Regions from separate parts of the Homo sapiens genome. Here region 2 is linked to region 1. Evidence: read pairs that join two places in POLR2A ChIA-PET (ENCODE). Cell type or tissue: OCI-LY7. All regions are shown on one strand.

Region 1 (5,000 bases):
CAACCCCCTTAAGTTACAGAAGGAAGGCAGGAGGAAAAACAGTGATGTTTAAAGTCACACAGCTAGGTGGTGAAGCAAGGATTAGAACCCAAGTCAAGCAGTCTTCCTAATACACCACATTGCTGCTTACTTGAACTCAGTTGCACATTCAGGCCTGTAAACCTTAGTCATGCGAAGTTTACTCCGTAAGCACGTACTTAACAGTAGAGTAACGAAGAGAATCTCCAGGGTTATTCCCTAAAGCTTGGATAAAACATTTCCGGCCCCTGATGGAACATATACATCCTCCAAGTGACCGGATTTCAGGACACCAGCCCTCAGCAACCTGCTTCAAACACTGCTGACAATTTATTTTAACTCATTTGCCACACTTCTGGCTCATCATCTCTCTTTTCATTTAAACACAATCTTTCATCCAAACAGGGTACAATGCAATCACTTGGTTGGATGCCAGCATTTGGTGACTAGTCAACTTTCAAATATGCAGCTTCCTAGCTGCTCACTTTCCTTTGTGTGAACAAGCCTCGGGAGAGCAGCCTTGGTAGCAGCAAACCAGGTGTGCAGCAGGGGCCCACGTGGATGCCTCTGGCTGTGTCTGTGGCAAGCCTTCCACGGGAGTGCCACAGCCCACAACAGAATTAGAAATATTTTACATCTTTACCACACACTGTTTTTCTTAATCCTGGTGCATTGCCCATACCACTTGCTTTGACACTTAATAATTTATTGAGAAAGATTAAATTTATCACATGTACATCTCAGATTCGCTGGAGATAGGGTACTGGGGTTCAAATCCCAGCTCTGCCACTTACTGGCTATGTGACCTGGGCAAGTTACTAAACCTCTGTACCTACGTTTCCTCATCTGGAAAATGTAGATAATAAGATAAAAGATAATAAAAGCACCTGCCTTTCAGGATTAAGAGGAGCCTTTGGGGAGCCAAGCACAGTACTTTGCACTTTTCAGATACTGACAAAGTATTTAATGTTGCCAATTTTGTTGTTGTTGTTGTTGCCCAGGCTGGAGTGGCGCGATCTCAGCTCACTGCAAGCTCCACCTCCCAGGTTCATGCCATTCTCCTGCCTCAGCCACCCAAGTAGCTGGGACTACAGGCACCCGCCACCATGCATGGCTTTTTGTATTTTTAGTAGAGACGGGTTTTCACCGTGTTAGCCAGGATGGTCTCGATCTCCTGACCTCGTGATCCACCTGCCTCGGCCTCCCAAAGTGCTGGGATTATAGGTGAGCTACCGCGCCCAGCCAAATGTTGCCAAATTGTTAATCCACATTGTGATGTTAAAGATTCAACGTGGAGTCATTTTCGTGATTGCTTTGGCTGAGCCTGATGTTTAGCAATGAAACACACTGGAATTGACAATAAATATTAAATTTTAAACATGAAAAAAATGGACAAAATGTATCTTGCTGGATGGACAAGGCATATAAAAATTGCAGGTCAGTGGTTGAATTTAAAACAGTTGCATTAATGTCTCAGATTCAATTATACTTAATTTGGCATTAACCTATCTCTATTCATAAAATTATTATTCATAACATTTATTGGACTAATTCTGTCAACAAAATTCCAGGAAATAAACAATCGTGATAGTGATAGGTTAATTGCTAAGGTTGTGTTTACTGGTTAATTCTGAACACAAAAGAATTCACTGCTGTTGTTTTTTTTGTTAGACGTAAGAAACTGCCCACTGACAGAACTTTTTCTTGTTTCTAAATTTAACCATTTAAGTTGCTAATTCTTCTTTCCCTCTTTGAGGTGAACCCAGGGCAGCAAGCAACAGTGTGATCTTCTACTCACCAAATCCAGAAGTAAGACCAGGGCAGTCCAGTCAAGGCTGCCCAACACCTGCCATTTCCATATGGTTCACCCCACTGCTGAATTTCCCACATGGCTGGACCAGAGACATGTATGGGCACTTTGGTTTGGACAAACCACACACCAAAGCAAATGCATACTGACATACATTTAATTTGAGCATGTTCTGAATGTTGTCTGACACCATGAAATACTGTTCTTCCAGGGAGGTCAAGGAAACGGCTGTAGCAAATGCAAGGAAAGGGCTTCCCATTGCCCTCCTTAGAGAGAACAGGAGGCACTGATAACTCCCAGCAACAAGACACTGTCTACAAGGGATTATTTCCTCTGTGATATCCTAGCACTGCACCACAGAGGTTAACTTCTGAAGCAGTATAAGAGGAAGTAGTAGCTCTATCAATCAAGATAAGTGGTGTGGGTGTGAAGACAGGCCAACATCGGGCAGAAAACTATCACACTGGGCTTCCACTTCCAGTTTCAGTGTAAAAATACATGTAACATTCTGAACATTTTCATCATTTTCTCCAGCCGCACCCTATCTCCTTAACCCAAACACACTGAGTCCAGAAAGACAATCAGAGATTTCCTTTGTATATGAAAATTCTCCTTACTCATTTGTTCTTCCCCATAAGCTAATTAACATTGTTTATTTCAGACCAGGGACTGGTTTTTCCTGACTATTCTGTACACCATTTTAATCAGCAGAATGTAACTAACAAGCTTAAAGAGCCACTCAATACTGAATCAGCAGCTCATACCATATGCTTGGGTAAAAACATACTTCCCAAAAAAGCTAAATGCAGAAAGACCAAGGATAGAAGATGTATTTAATACTCAAGAAGTCTAACAGGATGTGGAATATTGAGATTTTAAGGGGGAAAAGTTATTCTTTAAATACATCTACCCTAGTCACCGGGCTAGCTTAGTCAATAGAGTATGAGACAAGACTTAAATATATCTTAAAACATCTTTCTTATACCAGTTTTGCTACAACTTTTAACTCCAAAACAGTATTTTAAGGAAAAAAAAATCAAATTACAAAAACAACTTCATCTTAGCTTCTTAGTGCTAATTTTTTTTAAAGATGCAAAAAATCATGTATTTTCTCAGAAACATGGTTATGTGGTCAACAGATTTCTTAACAACAGAGTTCTAAATTTTGGATAAAATTTATATATCCAGCTTTATTCTGGTATTACCCAAATTCATGTTTGAGTGGGAAAGAAAAACCAAACCACATTATAAATTTAAATTTTAAGAAAAAACCTTTGACAGGTCAGAAATTAGTTTATATTTTGCTTTACATACACCATTCTAAAAGGAAGGAAACACTAACTGAAGGCCTGGTTTTACATTAGCATATTCATGTAATAAGCACAGATTAAGTTTGAAACTTCTTAAGCAGATCTATTACGTATTTTCTCATTTTCAAAAACATCTTAGAAAACTGTCTCTTTTAGAGGAATGAAAACAGCCTGACAGACTACATGTTTTCTTGGAATGAAGTCTCCCCCAATTTCTTGTAGCCCTAACAACTAAAACCATGAGCTGATTTCCACGTTAAACATGCTTCTGTGCAGCAATCTAAAAACACTCTTTCACAACCACGGGATGAACTATTTCATTGGAATTTAAAATTTGCTTTTTGAATTATATGAAAGCTTTTCATGTATAAGTGATTAAAAGGATTTGTAAACCAATAAATATTTCTACATTTAAAATCTTCCTCTGTCAGTTTGCCTTTTTCCTAAGCCTTTGGCAGCCAGAAAAGAAAAACTGATGTAACCCACTCTAAATTAACGATGACGAAAAAGAACTTGGTAAACTGAAAGGACTCATCGGTCATACATTTGTTCTCATACCAAACTTTAACTGCATTAAAAAAAAAAATTGCAGCTAACTATAAAGCAAGCACGTGCAAAACCACCACTCAGGTTAAAAACCAGAACTGTGGCCCTCCAGAAGCCCTAATGTGCCCCCTCCCCATCAGCACTCCATTTCCCTAAAGACAATCACTCTGATTAACACAATCACTTTTTCTTTACAGTTGCCATCCCAAAGACTGCATCCCTAAACAATACCACCTATTCTTAAACTTCACATAAATGAAAAAAAAACTGTATCCTTTTGTATCATTTCTTTTACTAAACGTTTTAAGATTCCATCTATGTCATTTTGTGTAGCTGTAGTTCATTTTCACTGATGAGTTGTTTCCAGTGTGGAGGTATTAGGAACATTCTTGTATACATCTCGCAGCACAATGGGCAAAAGCATCTCCAGAGTATGCACTTAAGAGCAGAATTGCTGGGTCGTATGCGTCTTTTCAATTTCACCAGATAATCTTAACACCCCTACCAGTGTTATTCCACATCCTCAACAACAGCTGGAACTGCCACACTTGAAATGCTTGTCACTATGGTGGTGGGAGGTGGCCTGGCATGGTTTTCATTTTCATTTTTCTGACTGGTGATTAAAGACCTTTTCATGTTTATGGACCACTTAGATTTCCTCTTGGGTGAAGTGTCTGGATTTTTTTAAATAGCTTTATTAAAATATAATTCCTATACAATTCATCCATTTAATGTGTACAATTCAATGGTTTTTAGTATATTCACAGACATGTATAAACATCACCTATTTTAGAATTTCCATCTCACAAAGAAACACCGTATCCTTTAGCTTTCACCCCACCTACCCCCTATTCCCTGGCACCAACCCTGAACTGCTACTTTGTCTCTACTGCTGTCTCTATTCTGAACTTTCACATGAATGAAATCATACGTGTTGACTCTTGTAACCAGCTTCTTTCATTTAGCACAATGTTTCCAAGGTTCATCTAAGCTGCACCATGTACCAGTACTTCATTCCTTTAATGGCTCAATAATATACTCCATTGTATGGATAGACCACGTTTCATTTATGCATTCATCTGCTGATGGACATTCGGGTTGTTTCCACCTTTTGGCTATTATGAATAATCCTGCTATAAACATTTATGTACAAGTTTGTGGGGACATATGTTGTGATTCCACTTGGATATACGTTGGAGTGGAATTGTCTGAGGAACTGCCAGACTGTTTTCCAAAGCAGCTGCACCATTTTACATTCGCACCAAGAGCGCATGACAGTTTCAATTTCTCCACTTCCTTGCCAGTACTTACCATCT
Region 2 (5,000 bases), 72 kb after region 1:
GTTGGCCGGGCTGGTCTCGAACTCTTGACCTCAAGTAATCCACCCACCTCGGCCTCCCAAAGTGTTGGGATTACAGGGGTGAGCCACTGCATCTGGCCTGTTGATTTTTGTTTGAGACAGCGTCTCACTATGTCACCCAGGCTGGAGTGCAGGGACATGAATATGGCTCACTGCAGCCTCAACCTCCTGGGCTAAACAATCCTCCAGCCTTAGCCTCCCATGTAGCTGGGACCACAGGCACATGCCACCATGCCCAGCTAATTTTAAACAATTTTTTTTTTGGTAGAAATGGGGTGTCATTTTGTTGCCCAGACTGGTCTCAAACTCCTGGGCTCAAGCAATTATCCTGCCTCAACCTCCCCAAGTGCTGGATTATATGTGTGAGCCACCGTGCCCAGCCTCAGTTTCTTTTTTTGTTTGTTTTTTGAGACAGGGTTTCACTCCATTGCCCAGGCTGGAGTTCAGTGGCACAATCATAGCCCACTGCAGCCTCAAACTTCTGGGCCAGGGTGATATTCCCACCTCAGCCTCCCGAGTAGCTCGGGCTACAGGTACATGTCACCACACTGAGCTAATTTTTTTTTTTTTTCTTTTGTAGAGATGGCGTCTCACTGAGTTGCCCAGGCTGGTCTTGAACTCCGGGGCACAAACAATTCTCCCACTATGGCCTCCCGAAGTTCTGGAATTATAGGCATGAGACATCGCACCCAGCCCCAATTTCTGGTTCTAAATCACTAAATCCCACTCCTCTTCCCCAACAAACCTGGCTTTAGAAATCACCTTAAATTCATCAAGCAGTACTTACGTATATTACACTTCACTTAAAAGTTTTAAAACTTGTATCTAAAAGAAAAGACTAAAATAAAATATATTGAAATACTAGTAATTTTAGGATAGCAGAATTATACAACCTTTTATTTCCACAATTTTAAAGATTTTCTGACATATATGTTAAGGTCACCTTAAATCTTTTCTAGGATAAAGAGTTAAGTGCTTCCTATATATCAGACTGTAAGTATTTTATGTATATTAAATCATCTCATGCTTATAATCCTATTAAGTAGCTCTTTTATTAATGTCATTTTAAAGGTGAAGAAACTATGACATAAAGGTTGAGTAATTTACCCACGATTACACACAATATGAACATGTTCGATACCATACCATCTCAAATAAAATAAACTTTTATAGTGAAAAAAAAAAAACTTATTTAAAAAAATGAGTTCTTTAATCAATCTAAATAATTACCACTCTATTACTATGTACTCTGTACAGTTAAATGGTAACATATACTTCCAAAACTGCATATTACAATAAGTGGTATAATCATGTGGGTAACTGCAGGTTACATAAAACTAACGAAAGTATAAACTAATAACATACCTCTCCTCTATTCTGTTCTTATCCATGAGAGGCTGCTTAATCCACTGGTTAACAAGTCTTTGTCCTTGAGGGGTTTTACACTTATTCAGCAAGGCAGCCAGAGACTGAGAGCCAGTGGTATCTTCAACAGAACCCTAGTAAACAAAAAATAAAATAGAAAGAATGGCAAGCTCATTAGTGAAAACCTTACTACGCCATGAAAAACAGAGGAACAATAACATAATATTCTTCAAATATTAAGAAATTTCCACAAAAAGTTCCTCTTCCTAAGACCAACTTTCAACCTCTTAATCCGTATGTTCAACTGTACATTTCTCCCCCAGCCAAAACCACTTTATAATTACTACAGTTTTATTTTATTTGTTGAGACAGGGTCTGACTCTATTGCCCAGACTGGAGTGCAGTGGTGCCATCCTGGCTCACGGCAAGCCAGAACCCTTGGGGCTCAAAGAATCCTCCCACTTCAGCCTTTCGAGTAGCTGAGACTACAGGCGCACGCCACTAAGCCCCGCTAATTTTTTCTTTTGTAGAGACAGAGTCTCACTATGTTGCCCAGGCTGGTCTCAACTCCTGGCCTCAAGTCATCCTCCCACCCTGGACTCCCAAAGCGTTGGGATTACAGGCATGAGCCACGTCACCCAGCCACTTACTGCAGATTTAGACATAAAACTTCTTAGAATGTCATTTTAAATTGCTAGGCCAGGCCCAGTGGTTTACACCTGTAATCCCATCAATTTGGGAGGCCGAGGCAGGCAGATCACCTGGAGTTAGAGTCCAGCCTAGCCAACAAGATGAAACCCCATGTCTACTAAAAATACAAAAATTAGCTGGGCATGGTGGCAGGCGCCTCTAATCCCAGCTAATTGCCCAAACCGGAGAGGCAGAGGTTGCAGTGAGCTAAGATCACACCACTGCACTCCAGCCTGGGCGACAAGAATGAGACTCCGTCTCAAAAAAAAAAAAAAAAAAAAAATTGCTATTAGTAGTATACAAAATTATTCATAAAGTGAGGACTAATACCACATAGATAGCTTGAAACCAGAAAAAAAAAAAAAAAGCAATTCGAGAGCAAGGCACAATGAGACACACTCGTAGTCCCAGCTACTTTGGAGACTATGATAGAAGTGCTTGAGCCCAGGAGTTTGAAGCTGTAGTACACTCTGATGGCACTTCCTGTGAATAGCCACTGCACTCCAGCCTAGGGAGCATACATAGTCATACCAGTCTCTCAAAAAAAAAAAAAAAAAAAAAAACCTTGAAAAAAAATAGCAGAGCATGGTGGTTCATGCCTGTAATCCCAGCTACCACTCTAGAGGCTAAGGCAGAAGAATCACTTGAAGTCAGGAGTGAGCGAACATCCTGGGCAACACTGTGAAACTCCAACTCTGCAAAAATTTTAAAATTAGGCAAGCATGGTGGCTTGTGCCTGTAGACCCAGCTACTCATGAGGTTGAAGCAGGAAGATCGCTTGAGCCCAGGAGTTCAATACTGCAGTGAGCTATGATCTTGCCACTTCACTCCACCAAGCCCAGTCTCTAAAAAAGTAAAAAGTAGGCTGGGCACGATGGCTCAAGCCTGTAATCCCAGCACTTTGGGAAGCCGAGGTGGGAGGATCACCTAAGGTCAGAAGTTTGAGACCAACCTGGCCAACATGGTGAAACCCTGTCCCCGCAACCCTACTAAAAATATAAAAATTAACCAGGCATGGTGGCAGGCAACTGTAATCCCAACTACTTGGGAGGTGGAGGTTAGAGTGGGCTGAGATTGTGCCACTGCACTCTGGCCTAGGGAACAAGTGAGACTCTGACTTAAAAAAAAAAAAGTTAAAAAGTGGAGTGGAGGAGGGGAGAGAAAAATACAGCCATTTAAAGCTAGTTATCTAATCCAAGTATAATAATATTTCAAAATATTTTAGCTCCTTTATAAGCTTCTTCAGTATATGTCAATGAAAACATTTTTTAACCATTCAACATTTTTAACCCTTTTTTTTTTTTTTTTTTTTTTTTTTTACCTGAAAAAGGTTAAGGGCTCTGACTGCTGCAATATCCAATTTCATATACTGGCTGAAGTCAAAAGTAGTCAGTTCAAACTGTCCAAAGTTGGAATCATCTGATAAGAGTTCTAAAAACTTGATTACCGCAGACAGTGATGAAACTGCAACCTAAAATTAAGAATTTAAAAATCGAAGATTTCTATACCACTGGATCCAGTTCTAAAGATTTTAAAAAACAAATGCAAAATGAAAATAAATTCTGAAGTCCCTCATTTTCCTTGGTGTTCCTTCCCAATCCAAACCAAGAAAACTAAAGGTTAATCTCTTGAGATTTGAAAATGGTTTTTACAAGGTGAAAATTAACAGTAATTGCAGCATTATTTAGAATAGCCAAAAAAGAAAATTACCCAAATGTCCATCAAAACTAAAATGGGGGCCGGGCGCAGTGGCTCATGCTGTAATCCAAGCACTCCGGGAGGACGAGGCGGGTGGATGACTCGAGGCTAGGAGTTTGAGACCAGCCTAGCCAACATAGTGAAACCCCGTCTCTACTAAAAACACAAAAATTAGGCCCTTTCAACCTTGTGAGGTTAGAGTGAGAAAATGGTTATCTATGAACAAGTGGGCCCTCACCAGACAACAGATCAGCCAGTGCCTTAATTCTGAACTTCCCAGCCTCCAGAACTGTGAAATTAAAATACAAAAATTAGCTGGGCATGGTGGCACATGCCTGTAAACCCCAGCTACTTAGGAGATGAGAAAGGAGAATTGCTTGAATCCAGAAGGTGAAGGTTGCAGTGGGCTGAGATCGCACCACTGCACTCCAGCCTGAGCAACAAGAGCGAAACTCACCTCAAAAAAAAAAAAAAAAAAAAAAAAAAAAAAAAACTGTGAAAATTAACTGTAATTGCAGCAGTATTTATAACAGCCAAAAATGAAAATTACCCAAATGTCCATCAAAATTAGAATGGGGGTCGGGCACGGTGGTTCACGCCTGTAATCACAGCACTCTGGCAGGCCAAGGTGGGTGGATCACCTGAGGTCAGGAGTTCAAGACCAGCCTGGCCAACATAGCAAAATCCCCTCTACTGAAAATACAAAAATTAGCCAGGCATGGTGGCGTGCAGCTGAACCCAGAGGCAGAAGTTGCAGTGAGCTGAGACCGTGCCACAGCACTCCAGCCTGGGCGACAGAGCGAAATTCTGAGACTCCATCTCAAAAAAACAAAAAAAAAGGTAAAATGGGGAGAGTAGCAGTGGCGGGCAGAAGGGAAGTAAAATGGATAAATTCTGACATGCTCGTGCTATGAAATATAAATGCAAAAATCCACAACTACACTCAATAATATGGATAAATCTTACAAATATTGAATGAAAGAAGCTAGGCAGAATATATTATATAATTCCAAGTACATAAACTATAAAAATAGGCCAGACACAGTGGCTCATGCCTGCAATCTCAGCGCTTTGGAAGCCCGAGGCGGGCGGATCACCTGAGGTTCAGGAGTTTGAGACCAGCCTGACCAACATAGAGAAACCCCATCTCTACTAAAAATACAAAAAAGATGAGCCAGGCGTGGTGGCACATGCCTGTAATCCCAGCTACTCAGGAGGCCAAGGCAGGA

What was found. Peaks named below come from ENCODE experiments on the same cell type or tissue, not always from the same donor. Only the 100,000 strongest peaks of a DNase experiment are listed, where the experiment ranks them.
Region 2: POLR2A ChIA-PET joins it to region 1 with 5 read pairs; 6 of 35 experiments call an interaction of 5 or more read pairs at or near these places.

Annotation. Positions count from the first base shown.
Region 1 is chr2:47,484,572-47,489,571 of GRCh38, reverse strand. It overlaps a transcript of MSH2 not described here. Among named protein-coding and RNA genes, the nearest start is that of MSH2-OT1, 40 kb to the left of the region's middle. In OCI-LY7, no CTCF peak of the experiment used is centred here; a DNase peak (open chromatin) is centred at 2,231; H3K27ac peaks cover 1,328 bases.
Region 2 is chr2:47,412,813-47,417,812 of GRCh38, reverse strand. It overlaps MSH2 (mutS homolog 2), which reads right to left. Exons shown (of 16, transcript NM_000251.3): 5 at 3,395-3,544; 6 at 1,384-1,517. Among named protein-coding and RNA genes, the nearest start is that of MSH2, 12 kb to the right of the region's middle. In OCI-LY7, no CTCF peak of the experiment used is centred here; no DNase peak of the experiment used is centred here.